Regions from separate parts of the Homo sapiens genome. Here region 1 is linked to region 2. A link is a loop called in an ENCODE intact Hi-C map of the cell type or tissue named here. Cell type or tissue: heart right ventricle. All regions are shown on one strand.

What was found. A loop is a pair of places that touch in the nucleus more often than their neighbours do. Peaks named below come from ENCODE experiments on the same cell type or tissue, not always from the same donor. Only the 100,000 strongest peaks of a DNase experiment are listed, where the experiment ranks them.
Region 1: it touches region 2 in a loop (6-fold over the local background); 1 of 110 quality-filtered maps calls a loop at or near these places.

Annotation. Positions count from the first base shown.
Region 1 is chr4:10,443,858-10,451,857 of GRCh38, reverse strand. It overlaps ZNF518B (zinc finger protein 518B), which reads left to right. Exons shown (of 3, transcript NM_053042.3): 3 at 5,319-8,000. The coding sequence starts at 5,530. Among named protein-coding and RNA genes, the nearest start is that of ZNF518B, 9.6 kb to the left of the region's middle. In heart right ventricle, no CTCF peak of the experiment used is centred here; no DNase peak of the experiment used is centred here.
Region 2 is chr4:10,045,250-10,053,249 of GRCh38, reverse strand. No RefSeq gene overlaps it. Among named protein-coding and RNA genes, the nearest start is that of SLC2A9, 28 kb to the right of the region's middle. In heart right ventricle, no CTCF peak of the experiment used is centred here; a DNase peak (open chromatin) is centred at 3,859.

The sequences.
Region 1 (8,000 bases), 400 kb before region 2:
GTGGGTGAGGAAAAGGTAGTTTCGTAACTAGTTTATATATAAACCTAAATTGTAGTGAGTACTCTTGTAAGTGGAGCATCTTTTCTATGGTAATTATAAATGGCTGTTAGCCCCTTTGCACTAAAGCTAGGTGGGTGGTTTTGCCACAGAGGTAAATTATCTTTCGGGCGGTATAACCAAACAAATAAAATATAAAGTGAGATTCAGGGCATGTTCTGAATACAGCAGTTAATTAGGCAGCTAAGAAAACTGTATTTTAGCCCCTCTGACTATGTGATTGGTATTTTTTTAAATTAAAAAATGGAAAATAATATTTTTAACAGGTTATGATATGTCAGTCATTTAATCCTCACAGTAACTCTGTGGGGTAGGTAGGTACTGTTTCTATCTCATTTTACAGGTAAGGAATCAAAACAGTGGGTATACCCAGGTTGTATATCTAGAAAGTGATAGAGCTGGGATTTTAAACTTTATAATCTGATTCCAGAATCTCTACCTTTAAACACTATGTTACCACTTACTTCTCTTCAAATTTTATTGAGCATTAGATGTTTCCAGTATTTAGAAGTCAAATGCTTCGTTTTTAATAGGAACTTACACAGTCTTTTATGTTTTTTTATAGCCCTCAATGTCACTGATGTGGATTCTCCCAAACTCGATACTTTGTTTGTTTTTATGTCCCCATAATAAGTCTTTAAGAAAACAGGGCAAGTGAGCTCAAAATCAAAAGAAAACCCACCAACAGTGAATGCATTCAGGGCTATTTCCAGGTCTTTCTTTTGAAGAAAGATAAGACTCAGTCCAGAGAGCACATCTGTGACACACCGTGCCTCTTGCCTTTGGTGCGTGGCAGTCATCTTTGGCTCATGCTGTACCTTATTCTACATTAGAAAACTCACTGTATGTTGCTAAATAATTTTTTGAAAACAGGCAGATTAATAAATGGACATCTTATTTATTGCACCATAAAATTAATGGTATTCTTTTCTGTGTTTTCGAGACCTTTCCTAAGCTATCTGAAAGTCCTAAGACGCCAAATGCAGAGGCTTTTGCAACAGATGTTGAGAGTTTGCACGGTAGGCAAACACTGACCCTGCTGTTAATAGTAATTTATTGAGTACCCTTTCAGTGCCAGCATACCCATGCACAGCTTTGTCTCCGGTGTCTTTTTGTACTCCTTGGTCATCCATCCAGAGAGTCATAACTTGCCAAGAGGACTCAGCTTCACAGGTGTGTATACTTGGATGTGAACCATGGAGGACGTTGTGTGGAAGGGACGGGCTGAGAGGCTTTTACACAGATATGCCTGCTGTCCCTCAGGAGTGTCCACGTGTAAATACCAACATCAGAACCATCTTCATTCTTCCATGTGGCTGTGTCCATTTACCTTGTCTTGGAGTATTACATCTGAGATGCATTTCCCTCTGTTACTAGACACAGGTTACAAAGGCCAAAGAGAACTCCCATCTACTTGTTATGAAGAAACCTCACATCTTTTTCACTTGCACAGAGGGATGTGGCAATGTAGTAACATTGCATTATCTTGAGCATAGTTCAGAAGCCAAGAAGATACTTTCAAACAGGTGACATAATTCATTTATGGCCCAGATGTCCTGCCTTCCCCATCACACTGCATTTGCTAATAATCATGGCTGCATGCTTCATATTGGCACTTGCTCCTATGGATTCTTAATTCAAAATAACTGCTGAGAAAGTTTTGCAGAGGCCTCTCCAAGACTCTGCCTTCCTCATGCGTTCTGGCTGGCTTGTGTATTCTCTGGGGACTTTCCTTGGCTGGGATGCTCTCCATTCCTTGCTGATGGACGTGATCTTACTGCCCAGTCTGTCTCAGATTTTCAAGTATTTAGTTTTAGAATAAATGATACCTTCCCGCCCCCAACTTTTGAAAGGACTTAGAGAGAAAAATGGCAAAAGTGCCTTCTGGGATTTTTGAAGACTCCTGGGGGCTGAGCAAGAGGCTGAAACACTGAAAATGAGCCAGTGGAATCCTGGTTTGGATGATTGTTCAAATAGAGGAATCTTGTCACATGACTTAGTTGAGAATTTCTTAGGGCTAATATAGAGGGTGTTATGTTCAAATAGTTGGTAAGCAAATTGTGGCAGGCAGGTTTCTTTCTCACACACTAGTATTACAAGACTGGTAGATCAGAGCATAAACAGATATCAACTTATATGCAAATCTTTGGAAGAGAATTGAGAACTGAGGATGAGAGAGGTGCAGATTGGTAACTGGTTGACCAAGAGGAATTAAGTTTATTTTTGTTGCTCCAGAGTCAAGGCAGAACAAGGAAATTTATAGGAAAGCTGATTTCTGTTTCATTTAAGGGTAAATTGTTGGTAATGAGAACTATGTGAATATAAAATTGGCTGCCTATAGAGGGAAGTGGTTTTTTGTTTATGGCGATATTAAACTATCAGCTGCATGGTCAATTGGAGAAGATGTTTTAAGGATTTAAATATTCTCAGAAGCTTCAGCCAGTAATTTGGAATGCTGGCTTTTCATCAGGATTACCTAGGGTGCCTTTACAAGCCACAAAAATCTCCTTTCCTTTCTTCTCTCCTGAGACTTAGATTCACTCGCTTTGAGATGAAGCCTGGGAAATTGTCCATTTTTGCTCTGATTCTGAGGCTTTTCCAAGTTGAGAACGCTGGACCAGATCCCCCTTATCACCAGTCTTAAGCCTTTTCATTCCTTAGGCTTTGGTTTTCTTGGGTTCTGGCTGCTGCTGCAGCTTTTCCGTTTTATCTGGATAACAATGTTGACATGACTATATTGATGATGGTAGCATTCTTTAGATGATAAAGTGTGTGATTTCGAGGATCAGCAGTGTCGGACTGGGCATAGAAGTCATGGGCCTTTTTTTAATAGATAATAGAGATGCAGGTAAGTTCTTGCTTGAGGTCACTTGATGAGCAGCAGAAATCCTGGGAGTTACTTCTGTCTTCCTTCACTAAAGCCTCTGCAAATTTGGAAATTTAAGTGTGTGCCAGCTTCTCATAATGACTCCTCTGAAAGTTGTGTTGTCTCTTCCAGAAATGCAGTGTAATGTAAAAGGCCTTATCTTTGCCCATGTATTGTTTGCCAGCTTGAGGCATTCATGTGTCCTGTGCAAAATCATGGTCCCCTTACACAGGTATGTGTTTGAACATTGAGGGGACAGATGTTTCTCCAGCCCCCCACTGCAACCCTGCAGGCCTCCATCTGCTTGATGTCTAAGTGTTGTATGCATACTTAAGATAGAGCAAGTCTGACTGAGGGCTTGATTTCATGCTGGAAATTGCTTTTGAAGAAGGTGACTATCTTTCGCAAAAGTAGAGTAGGAAAAGACGACACTGCCAAAGAAAATACAGCTTGTCATCAGATATGATGTGTTATTTTGGTGCTTTCCAAAGGGCAGGTTTTACACCAGATCTGAGTGCGTTACTGTTGCATCTCTTGAGCCCCTGTGGAGGGGCTTTTTTAAACTCCCCGACGTCGGTCTTTCAGACTACCTTTATATGGCTCTTGGCCTGTTAGCATTGTGCCAGAAGGAAGCTACCTGTGTTGCCACCCATCATTGTCATTGAACAAACACTGACTGAGTCCCTCTGGGTGCCTCTTGACACTTGGAGAAGGACTCAAAAATTTCAAAAGTCTTCTCTTATACTCTAGTGTTCTTATACTCTAGCATTCTAATCATCATGGCGGCTCTGGGAGGAATTGGATAATTGTTCCTAATTCTAGTTGCTAGATGAAAAACTGAGGTTCAGAAGATCTAAGTGACTTTCTTAAGTCATGAAAGAAAGGCTTTTAGCAGATTCCAAACTAGAATGGATTTTGTTATGCTCCTAGTTTGCCATATTCTGGGAAAATAAGTGTCTTTAAAGATTGTATAAAAGAGTCACTGTGGCCAGGTGCGGTGGCTCACGCCTGTAATCCCAGCACTTTGGGAGGCTGAGGCAGGCAGATCACCTGAGGTCAGGGGTTAAAGACCAGCCTGGCCAACATGGAGAAACCCTGTCTCTACTAAAAATACAAAATTAGCTGGGCATGGTGGTGCAAACCTGTAATCCCAGCTACTCGGGAGGCTGAGGCAGGAGAATTGCTTGAACCCTGGAGGCAGAGGTTGCAGTGAGCCAAGATTGCACCATTGCACTCCAGCCTGGGCAACAAGAGTGAAACACTGTCTCAAAAAAAAAAAAAAAAAAAGGTCACTCTGTGTATATTGGAGTGCTTACTTGCTCTAGAAAACCTTCGTCACCTCTTGTGTCCCAGGCCAGGCCATCCGTGATCTCCTTTCTGCTCCAGCCTCTCCTCTGCCATGTCCGTACAATACTGGGTTATTGTCTTTCCTAGAACATGTCCCGTTCCCCATTCTCCTTGCTGTTCCTCATGAGCAGCAGGCCCACTTCCCACAGATCATTGCCTTTTCTGTGCTTGAAACACCCCTTTTCCAGCAGCCACAATGCTCACTGTGGTTGCCCCCAGGTCTCTGCTCAGACATGAACTTAGCATGAGGCCTCTCCTGACTCTCCTCACCTCCACACCCAGCCCCGCAACCTCATCACCGTGGTCTTCCCTGTCCTGTTGGCCTTGCTTTTTTCCCAAGTATCTTACCACCATTGGCAAATATGTAATCTGTTTCCCCCTGTGCAGTGTGTGCATCACCAGGAGAGGGACTGATTTGCTTTCATTCACTACCTTACAGCACTTTTGAATAATGCCCAGCACATAGTAGATTCCCAATAAGATGCTGCAGCAGGCTTGCTAACATTGTCAGTATTATGGGCTTCTTAGCACTCATGAAGGCAAATTAAGCATGTAAGTGAGAGAGTTGGTATTCAAGCTGATAATAAGCTATAATGTAGAAACAAATGTGAACACCCCAGGCCAAAGCCCTAGCTCTACCACTTGATAACTAACTTGTTCAAAAATTGAACTGACAGTGTCCTGTATAACATTTTTGTGAAGGTAATATGAAATTATACCTATGAAAGATGTGCTCACTGACACTTGAAAATGACTTTCCCTGACCAAAGGCTGTCCTGAATGGCTGCTATGATGTCCTTGTTCCTGGTATATCTGTGTTCATTCATGATTTGGCTAAAGTGGTCATTTATAGGGGGCTGAGTTTGAAAATGTTTTCAATTTAGGCTTACTTGCCAACTCTGTTGTGTTATTGTTATAACATGCGTCTAAAATCATACGTTGAGATTTACCATAAAATGTCCAAGGCCATTAAAATATAGGATAAGTTTGTTAATAGCTTAGCCAAACTCTTATATTAATCATGCTTTATAATTTTGTTTTCCTTTAGTGTTACCTGGAATGTCAGAGAGCTGAAAGCAGTCATATTTTGGGATCATGCACCTACTGCGGCAGTATATAAAGAAAGATAATTAAGTATGCACCCAAGAAGTAGCTGCGCCCCTACCCATCACAAACTGTATAGAAGGATATCTCCTAAGGATTTTATCATGTGAAAACTTTCTGAATTTTAGTTGGCTCTTTTTAGAAATGCAGATAAGATGAAGGATATTGGACAGCAGCTATACACTACACACTTGAACGGCGGACATAATTCCTTGACCATGTCACCCAAACAGCCTGATGCTAATGGAGCACCTCGGCCAAATAGACAAGAAGCACAAACCCTTTTGTATCAAGGCTCAGAGGCAGAGGCTGCCATGATGACCATTGCTACATGTGCAAAGTGCAAAAGTGTTCACAAGATCTCTCTTCAAGATTTGCAGAAGGGTACAGGGAAGGACGGTATGTATGTCTGCTTCCAGTGCAGCCTCGGTGCAGCTCCTCCCAATTTTCATTTTGTGAGCAATAATTCCAGTGCGACTCATGTTGGAAATAAAACTGAAAACTTCTCAAGTTCTGTCAATAGCAAATTTAAGGTAAGGAACTTTAAGCCAGGCAAATACTATTGTGATAAATGTCGATTCTCTACAAAGGACCCGCTGCAGTACAAAAAGCACACCCTTCAACACGAGGAGATTAAATTCATTTGTTCTCACTGCAGCTACATTTCGTATACGAAAGGAGAGTTTCAGAGGCATTTGGTGAAACACACAGGCATATTTCCTTATCAGTGTGAGTATTGTGACTATGGTGCTATTAGAAATGATTATATTGTCAAACACACGAAGAGAGTACATGAAAGGGCAGGTGCGAAACGGCCAGTCAAAGCTGTTGCCAAGCTGGAGCCAAAAAGAACCGGAACTTCAAAACAAAACCCAGAGCTTCTAAAAGCTTCCAATCCACGGACTACATTTCAAAATAAGTGGTCAGACCAACTGTCAGGTTTCTCTCTCCATGCAAATAAAGACAAAATGCACAATATCATGTTGTTACCTGAACCAAAGGAATACCAAAAAGATGTAGTTTGTATTCCAAATAAAATGACCCTGTCTGAGCCAAATGAAGTCAACCTATTTGAGAACAAAAATGTTGAAGTAGAAGTGTTATCCCCTGCAAAAGAACCTGTTCAGCCAGGTATGCCATTGACAGTTGTTGCACCAGCAGAACTAGTTGTCCCTGCAAACTGTTTAGCCCAGTTGATAGATGTGAAGGTTGTCAATGGTACACAGCAGCTTGTTCTGAAACTGTTTCCGCTGGAAGAAAATAATTGCCTTGAAGCTGGGAGGGATAATGGAGGTAATTCTGAACGTATGGTGAAAGAGAAGGGTTCAAATGAACAAGAAAAAGTACTTTCTGCAGAAAAAACAAAGTCACTGACAGTTGACGGGAATGTTGGAAAACTCGTAGGCATTGATAGTTTTCAACCTTCAGTTCAGAAACAGCTTAAAAATGTGAAATGGGTAAGGTCTTATGATTTTATTATGCCAAATTCTAGTGTGCACAACAATGGAAAATCCTTCATTAATTCGGAAACAATTGAGGATTTTCAGAAAAAAAATAATTTGTATCCACATAGAACTGCTTTTCCTTCCGTTGCCTTAAAAGGTCATTCTCTAGCATCTGTATTTAAAAACAGTGTTTTACGTAGTCTTGGAGCTGCATCAAACCCTTTTCCATATAAAGCTGCTGTTTGTTTTGCTGAAAGTGGAAGAAATTTACACAGTAGCTCACAGCAGTTACTCCCATTTGCTGCATCACCTGCAACCTGTTCCTTCTCTGGAGAAAAGGGCTTATTGCCTGTAAGTGAAAATGACTTGGAATCTACAAGTAAAGTCAATATTCCTGTAAAAGTGGTTTCCTCTAATAGGAAGCAGGAAGATAACCAGACAGAGGAACACAAGGCAGTTTCAACTGTAGGCCAGATTTCCTCTCAACATAAGAGTGAGTATTTACATATAAACATAACTGGAGAAGATAGATCTCAACAGCCTGGGGATAAGCCTTTGGAATTAAAGAATTCTGAAAGGACTAACAACACTAATGATGGCCCAGTCATCTCATCAGTATTTTCTCTGAGCTCTGGATCTGAAAATGTCCCCGAGGGCATTAAGTGGAATAGCTCAACGTCTAAAATAAAGTCAATTGAACTGTTGCGCAGAAAGATAGCTCAGTTAATTGAGTCCTGTGGGAAGCCGTCATCTTTGGCTTCAAATAGTGCACATCGTCGCTCTGTAGGGCAGGCATCAAAGGGAACTTCAAAAGCTACCTCTGAAGGTATTCAAGAAATCAACGTGTCACTCACTGGTCTTGGCCATTCCACAGGTACTCTTCAGAAACCTCCGAATGATGGTGGTATTACTGGTAATAGACAGCTTACTCATCAACAAATATATCCACACTTTGCAGATGGCAGTAATAGGAAAACCAAAAGCAGAGTGGCCAGGAAGGCTCATGTTGCCACGCCAGTGTTAATCCCCAAAGGGGCTGTGTTGAGGGTTCTTAATTCCTCTGAGAATGCCCACATCATAGAGGCTACATGTGAAGCACCTGTCAGCATACCTTGCAGTGAAAGACAGTTAATAAAACCAGTTCCATTTTGCCCTGTGAGACAGGCGGACTCAGACTTACA
Region 2 (8,000 bases):
TTGGTTGGTTGGTTTTTTGAGACGGAGTCTTGCTCTGTCGCCCAGGCTGGAGTGCAGTTGTGCGATCTAGGCTCGCTGCAAGCTCCACCTCCCGGGTTCACGCCATTCTCCTGCCTCAGCCTCCCGAATAGCTGGGACTATAGGTGCCTGCCACCATGCCTGGCTAATTTTTTTTGTATTTTTTAGTAGAGACAGGGTTTCACCATGTTAGCCAGGATGGTCTCGATCTCCTGACCTCTTGATCCACCCGCCTCAGCCTCCCAAAGTGATGATGATTTCCCTGTTTTAAGGTTAGCCAATTTACAACACTCATTCTCTCTGCCACCTTAATTTCCCTTTGCCAGGTATGGTGACATATTCACAGCCTCCTAGGATTCAGATGTGGATATTTTTGGGAGCAGGTGGGAAGCACTAATATGCCTGCCCCACCAGTTCCTAGGCTGTGCCAATATTGTGCTGATTATACATGGGGCAGATCAGAGGTGATCTCTCCTCCCACAGGGAGTATGCATTCTAGAGAGGAGGACAGCTCTCCAAGAGTAGTTATATATATCAAGTAGTACTAAGTGATACAAGAAGACATCTTATGGTCCAGGGATAGAGAGTTAAGGGGTGTAGTGTGATTGTTTTTGAGAGCATGGTCATGGAAAGCCTTTCTGTAAAGGTGATAACAGAGCAGAGACCTGGATGTTGAGAAGGAGCCTCTGATCTGGGGCAGAATAATCCAGGCATAGGGGAAAGCAAGAGCAAAGGCCCTGAGGCATGCACAAGGAATTGTCAGAAAGCCAGCCGTGTTGCCGGGGCAAGGTGAAAAGGGGGTCAGAGAAGGGAGATGATGGTGATCAAAGCAGGGATCAGATTACTGGGATGTTATGGGCCAAGTGGTTTGGGATTTGTTGTTGTTGTTGTTTTGTTTTGTTTTTTTGTTTTATTTTGTTTTTTGTTTTGTTTTTATTTTTGGAGACAGAGTCTCACTGTGTCATCCAGGCTGGAGTGCAGTGGTGCGATCTCGGCTCACTGCAGCCTCCACCTCCTGGGCTCAAGCAATTCGCCTGTCTCAGCCTCCCGAGTAGCTGGGGTTACAGGCACGCACCACCACGCCTGGCTAAGTTTTGTATTTTTAGTAGAGACGGGGTTTTGCCATGTTGGCCAAACTGGTCTCGAGCTCCTGACCTCAGGTGATCCACCCGCCTCACCTTTCCAAAGTGCTGGGATTACAGACTTGAGCCACCACTCCCGGTCCCTGGGTTTTAATTCTGAGGAAAATGGGAAGCCACTGGAGGGCTTTAGGAAGGGTGGCAGCATGCTCTGATTGACACTGAAAATGATCACCTTTGTTGCTGAGTGCGATCGGTTTGCGGGGGACAAGGGTGGAGGCTGTGAGAGCTGGTGGGAAGGCATCTTGGCTGGCTGAGAGTAGAGTAATGAAAACAGGCAGCCGCGGGATCTGTTTTGTGGTGGAACCCATAGCGCTGCAGACAGAGTACATGTCAGGTGAGAGAAATATGGAGGGATCAGGGAGGATTAGACTCTGCCTGAGCCAACAAAGTCTCCTTAAAGGGAGGGGCTGGTTAGCCTGGAGCAGAGACCATCTGGATCAGGGATTCATGAACACTCCCTTGAAATGCCTGAATGCCTGTCATGGGGGAACAGATTCTCTTGATTCTCTCCGCCCTTAGATGTGAAAACAAAGCCCAAATGAAGGACAGATAAAGAGAGGGAGATATCAGCTAACCTAGACATCTCATATTGGAAGTGGCATGAGCTGCGGGGCCAGAGGAAACAGCATGCAACCCTGACTCTGCTGTTCCAGTGCTGGGATTGGGACAGGTTATCTGAAGTCTCTGACATGACATTTCACAATCTCTAACGTGATAGAGGTAATGTTACTATAATACTAAAAACAACAGCACATGCTTACATATCTGTGATTTGTGATGTGACAAGAAGTATATTTTGATCTCTGCTCTCAGTTCCTGAGATAAGAATCCTAAAACCCTGGTAGATAGGGGTGCTAGGAGAATCTTTTGTTCTAATCGATTTAGTCTTTTCCTCTTGGTTCCTGACACACAGCTCCTGAATCCCTTGGCATTTCCAGGGTGATAGGGGCATTTCCTCTTCTAATGATGTGACTCTTGGTGGGCTCCTCGATAGCCCCAGGGTGGGGGGCTGGTTGCCAGGGTAACCAAGCATGTGAGTAAAGGGCTGGAACTTTGATCCCCACCCTTTGAGGAGAGGAGATGGGCTGGAGGTTGAGTTGATTACCAATGGCCAGTGATGTCATCAACCATGCCTATGTAATGAAGTCTCCATAAAAACCCAAAGGGACAGGGTTTGGCGAGCTTGCAGGCAGCTGAACATGTGGGGATGCCTGGAGGTGGGGAGGTGCCATCAGTAAGGGCATGGAAGCTCCCTGTCGCCTCCCCACACCTTTTCCCACGCATCTCTCCCATCTGGCTGCTCATCTCTATCCTTTGTAACATCCTTTATAATAAATGGGTCATCGTAAGACAAGTATCTCCCTGAGTTCTGTGAGCCGCTCAAGCAAATTAATCAAACCTGAGGAATGGGTCACAGGAAACCCCAATTTATAGCCAGTTGGTTAAAAGTACAGGTCACAACCTAGGGCTTGTGACTTGCATCTGAAAGGGGGGCGGTCTTGTGGGACTGAGCCCTTAACTTGTGGGATCTGACGCTCTCTAGGCAGACAATGTCAGAATTGAATTGAATTAGAGGATGCCCAGCTGGTGTCTGCTGGAGAATTAGTTGCTAGTGAGGATAAATCCTCATGCATTTTTGGTGACCAGAGGTGAGTGGTGTGTGTGGGAAACTAGGAGAGACTGGTTCTTCCTGTCTCTCACAATAGCGCTTTTAACATGTGAAACACAGTTCTAACAGCTGTGTGTGTGGAAACTCATTCCTCACAGCAGCCTGAGGACACAGGTGCTCCTATCATTGCCATTTTAGAAAGAAGGCACAAGGAAGTTGAGTTATTTGCTTAAGGTCACACAGCGAGTATAGGGCACCGTCATCATACATCATACAATCATCTCTACAAGATACAGACTGCCTGTCCTTCACCTCCACCTATCAAACACATCAGTCAAAACACGGCATGTGCCATTATTAACTGTTTTGTGATGACACAATGCTATTTAGTTTCAGGATCAAAATTCAGCATGCTCTCAAAGTCTGGAATTGTGGCTGGAAGCGAACACGTTGGCATATAAAGTGGATAAAAGGCAAGACAGTTCTTCCTTTAGATTCTAGATTCAATCACACAAACTCACTCTATAGCCCTCAGACCACAGCTGGAATGTTTTTCCCCAATGGTGATGATCCTTGGGGGCTGCGGCTGACCAAGGGCCGCGGCTCCTCTGCAGAAAGTCCAGGTTGGCACCGTGGTGGACCCTGGAAAAAAGGTGTTCTCAAGGGGGGCACCTCACTAGGCTGTTTGCCTCTCCTCCCTCTGGCCTCTTGCACTGCACTTCTGGTTGCATTAAACTTCACAACCCACTATTTTGGAAACATGGAATAAAAGGGCTTCAATCACATGACAGTGGCTGGTACTGTCCAGATCTGAGTGTTGCACAAGAACGTACTTTGGTAGTAATTCAGCCATCCTTTCGTTATATGTTAAGTCCTAAGGCATTGAGGTTTTATTGAGTACTTTCTAAGAGCTGGACACCACTGGGGATACAACAGTGAATAGGACAGACACAGTTCTGCCTCATGCTGAGCTTTTGTCAACAGACAAAATGATTGTCAAGAGTGACAAATACACCATGCGCTGGCTGGAGCATGAAGGGAGGACATGGTGGAAATGCAGATTGTCCTCCAAGTTCAATGAGAAGCACTGAGGGACGATCTGGCAGGAGAGTGATGAAGGCTGGGCTGGGAGTGGCAGCCAAGCAGGAAGAGAGATAGAGCTGAGATACAGCTTGGATCAGATTCAATACCAGATTGATGGATGGATGAGGTTAAAAAGGAAGCAAAAGGAATCAAAGGTGATGCTGAGCTAAACAAGGAAGCTGGTGGGGTTATCTACTGAGATATTGAGGCAATCACAGGGCCAGTGATAAGAGAAGACTTTGGGGGAGAAACTCAAGAGTCTGTGAGTCACCACATGGTTATGTCAGGTACACAGCTGAATATGCAGGTCTGGACCTTAGTTGAGCTGTCTGGACTAGACATTCTGGTCCAGTTTTTGTCCCCTGTAATGTAAACTACTTCTGATCTCCTTTTCTGAGAGGCATGGAATTTAAAATTCCACTTGCCAATCAGTGGCTGCACTCAATATGCCTCAGGCTTTGTTAATCTGCACTAGAACAGACACCACATCAGGCAGCAACTGCAGGTGGGGCTACCACTTGGCTATGTTTCTAAAGTTCCAGGGTCTTCTGCTATGATCCATATAATTTTTATAGGATCGGGCTAGTGAATCAAATAGCATGTGAGAGGCACCACTGCTCCTGGATGCTTCAAGACTCTGAGGATGGCCCTAGCCCTTGCCATTTTCCTGGGATGCAATATCGTTCCTCCTTCTCTTAGCCACGTAAGAGAAGAGAAGAGAAAATCATTCCCTATCTTGGCAGGAAGTTGAAATTCCAGGGCTCCAGTTGGTCTTTTCTACTGTAATAACTTTTACACTGCAGGTCAGGGGCAGAGTGAGGGTCCTCCCGATGGCTAAGAGTGTCCTTCCTACAAACATTTAGGGCCCAGGGAAATGAGCGTGGGGTGGGTGTGGGGACTCAGTGCACTACCATGAGACACACCTGGGCCAGAGCTCTATTTGCTACCTGACTCCCATATGGCCAATGATAACAGGGGAGCCTGGGTGATGTTTTGGATTCCTGGATACCAGCATCAACCCAGACCCTGTATCGAACAGCACCAGAAACATCTCTTACTTTCCCCTAGTGCATGGTTACTTGAGTAAGTGGCCACAGGGTCTTTAGGGGTATTAAATGAGGGAGTCGCTACTGTCTCTACTTCAAGTTCTACCTTGAGGCAAGGGAACCTGCCATTTACGCCCTTGTATCAGGAAGTCATTGGCCAAGCCTGAGGTTGGTGGCCTGCCCAGTAAGGCTTCCTGTTGGCTGGGGGCTGTTCTGCGGAAAAGGGAGCAGCTGTGAGATTCTATCAGCACCATTTCTAGCAGGAAGGGACTAGGATATGGACTAACAGAGGGGCTGCAGTTGGAATATCAGTAGCATTCGCCAGTCATCTGCTGAGGGCAAGAGATAGATGGGGAGGTTAGAGAATTACAGAAAACAAAGGAGGCTCAAGAAACACTTTTTAGAGAATGAGATTTTGGATAGCATGCCACCCATCTGAGCATGGCAACATGTGTTGTGATGGAATCTGCATTAGCCAGTGTTCTCTAGAGAAACAGAACCAATAAAAAGATAGAGAGAGGTACATAAATTTACTATAAAGAATTGGCTCATGAAATGATGGTGGGCTGATAAGTCCCAAGGTCTGCAGTTGGCAAGCTGAAGACCCAAGATTGCTGACAGTGTAGTTCTAGTCTACATCTGAAGGCCTGAGACCTAAGAGAGCCAATGGTGTAGTTCTCTTCGGAAGACCAGTAGGTGCAAGACCCAGGAAGGGCTAACATTTTTGTTCAAATCCAAAGGTAAGAAAAAGACCAATGATCCAGCTCAAAAGCAGTCAGGCAGGAGGCATCCCCTCTTATCTGGGAGAGGGTCAGCCCTTTTCTTCCAGTCAGACCTTCAGCTGATTGGACAAGGCCCACTCACAGGGGAAGGGCAGCCTGCTTTAACTCAGTCGGCTACTTCAAATGCTAATTTCATCCAAAAAGACCTTCACAGAAATGCTGAGAGTAGTGTTTGACCAAATGTCTGGGCACCTTGTAGTCCAAGCATATTGATGCATACAGAACCATCACATTAAACCATCACAGAATCCATCTTCCTGGCTGGCCTGTCCACAAGGCAGAAGAGAAAGTGGAGAGTTGGAGCCATCTCGGCTTGGAATGCTGACGTAAAACTGTGAAGAAGGAAGGGAGGCAGAAGACTTTAGAGTAAGGGTGGATATTAAGGTAAAATCTGGGATCTGGCTTAAAAGAGGAGAACAGAGAGGGCTGGTGAACTTGGGAGAAGCTAAAGTGTCAGTGGCTCATCACAGTCACAGATGGAGCAAACAGAAGCAGTATTGGATGAGGTCACTAGGGTTGCTGTAATAAAGTCTCACAAACCAGGTGGCTTCAAATAGCGGAAATGTATTCTCCCACAGTGCTGGAGGCCAGAAGTCCAAAATCAAGGTGTTAGCAGGGTCATGCAGCCTCTGGGTGGAATCCTTCCTTCCCTCTAGCAGCTTCTGGTGGTGCCCATGGGCCCTTGGCATCCTGTGGCTGGCAGCTGCATCACTCCAAGCTCTTCCTCTGTCATCATATGGACGACACAAGGAGAGCTCCCTGTGTGTCACAGTCTCCTTTTTATAAGGATACCAGTCATACTGGATTAGGGCCCACCCCAAGTGACTTCATCTTAACTTGATTACCTCTGTAAATAGTCTATTTCCAAATAAGGGCACATACATAGGTCCCGGAGGTTAGGACTTTAACATATCTTTTCAAGGAGACACAGTTCAACCCATAACAGGCATAAACTCTAAACGTCATGGCTTACCATGTGATATGATTTGGCTCTGTGTCCCCACCTACATCTCATCTTGAATTGTAATCCCCACACATAGTGGGAGGGGCCTGGTGAGAGGTGATTGGATCATGGGGGCAGTTCTCCTATGCTGTTCTTGTGATGGTGAGTGAGTTCTCATGAGATCTGATGGTTCGAAAGTGTGTGGCACTTCTGCCCTCTCTCCTGCCACCACGTAAGATGTGCCTTGCTTCCCCTTTGCCTTCCTCTATGAAAGTAAATTTCGGCCAGGTGCGGTGGCTCACACCTGTAATCCCAGCACTTTGGGCGGCTGAGGCGGTTGGATCACCTGAGGTCAAGAGTTTGAAACCAGCCTGGCTAACATGGTGAAACCCCGTCTCTACTAAAAATACAAAAATTAGCTGGTCGTGGTGGTGCTCACCTGTAGTCCTATCTACTCAGGAGGCTGAGGGAGGAGAATCACTTGAACCCAGGAGGCGCAGGTTGCAGTGAGCTGAGATTGCACCACTGCACCCCAGCCTGGGTGACAGAGCGAGACTCAGCCTCAAAAAAAAAAAAGAAAGAAAGAAAAAAAAAAAGTAAATTTCCTGAGGCCTCCTCAGCCATGCTGAACTGTGAATCAGTTAAACTTCTTTTCTTTATAAATTACCCAATCTCAGGCAGTTCTTTACAGTAGTGTGAAAACAGAGTAATATACCATATTGCTGTGAAAATTAAATGAGGTGATGAATGATAAGATATTTTTGAAAGGAAAAAAGCACAGCAAATTATTGTTTCCTGTACTAGTTAGGTCACTAGTAACAGTCTCTTGCTTGTCTTGGAATGGATAGTCATTCAGATGGAGATGATTAGTCAGGCTCAAGGTAGAGACACTTTGAACTGGAAGATTCTGACCTATCGGCATTTCTCCATTTGAAATAGTTCCAAAGACAAATGATTACAGAAACCACAAACTCAAGGGTCTTCTGAGCCATAAATGAAATACCATTCTTGGAGTCAGCAACATGGAATGTGTTAATTATTACTGAGATGTGGAAATATGTCACAGCATTGACAGTGAGCTTTATTCATTCAAACCTCCTCACTTGGACTTTGTGATATTCCAACCCAGAGATTTAGTCTTTTTATATGACTATCTCATAAAAAGGTGTGTTTACTTTTTTTGCTCTTTTTTATGGTAAAAATACAGAAAATTAAAATTAACCTTCTGGCCGGGTGCCGTGGCTCACGCCTGTAATCCCAGCACTTTGGGAGGCCAAGGCGGGCAGATCACCTGAGGTCAGGAGTTCAAGACAAGCCTGGTCAACATGGTGAAACCCCATCTCTACTAAAAACACAAAAAATTAGACAGGCATGGCA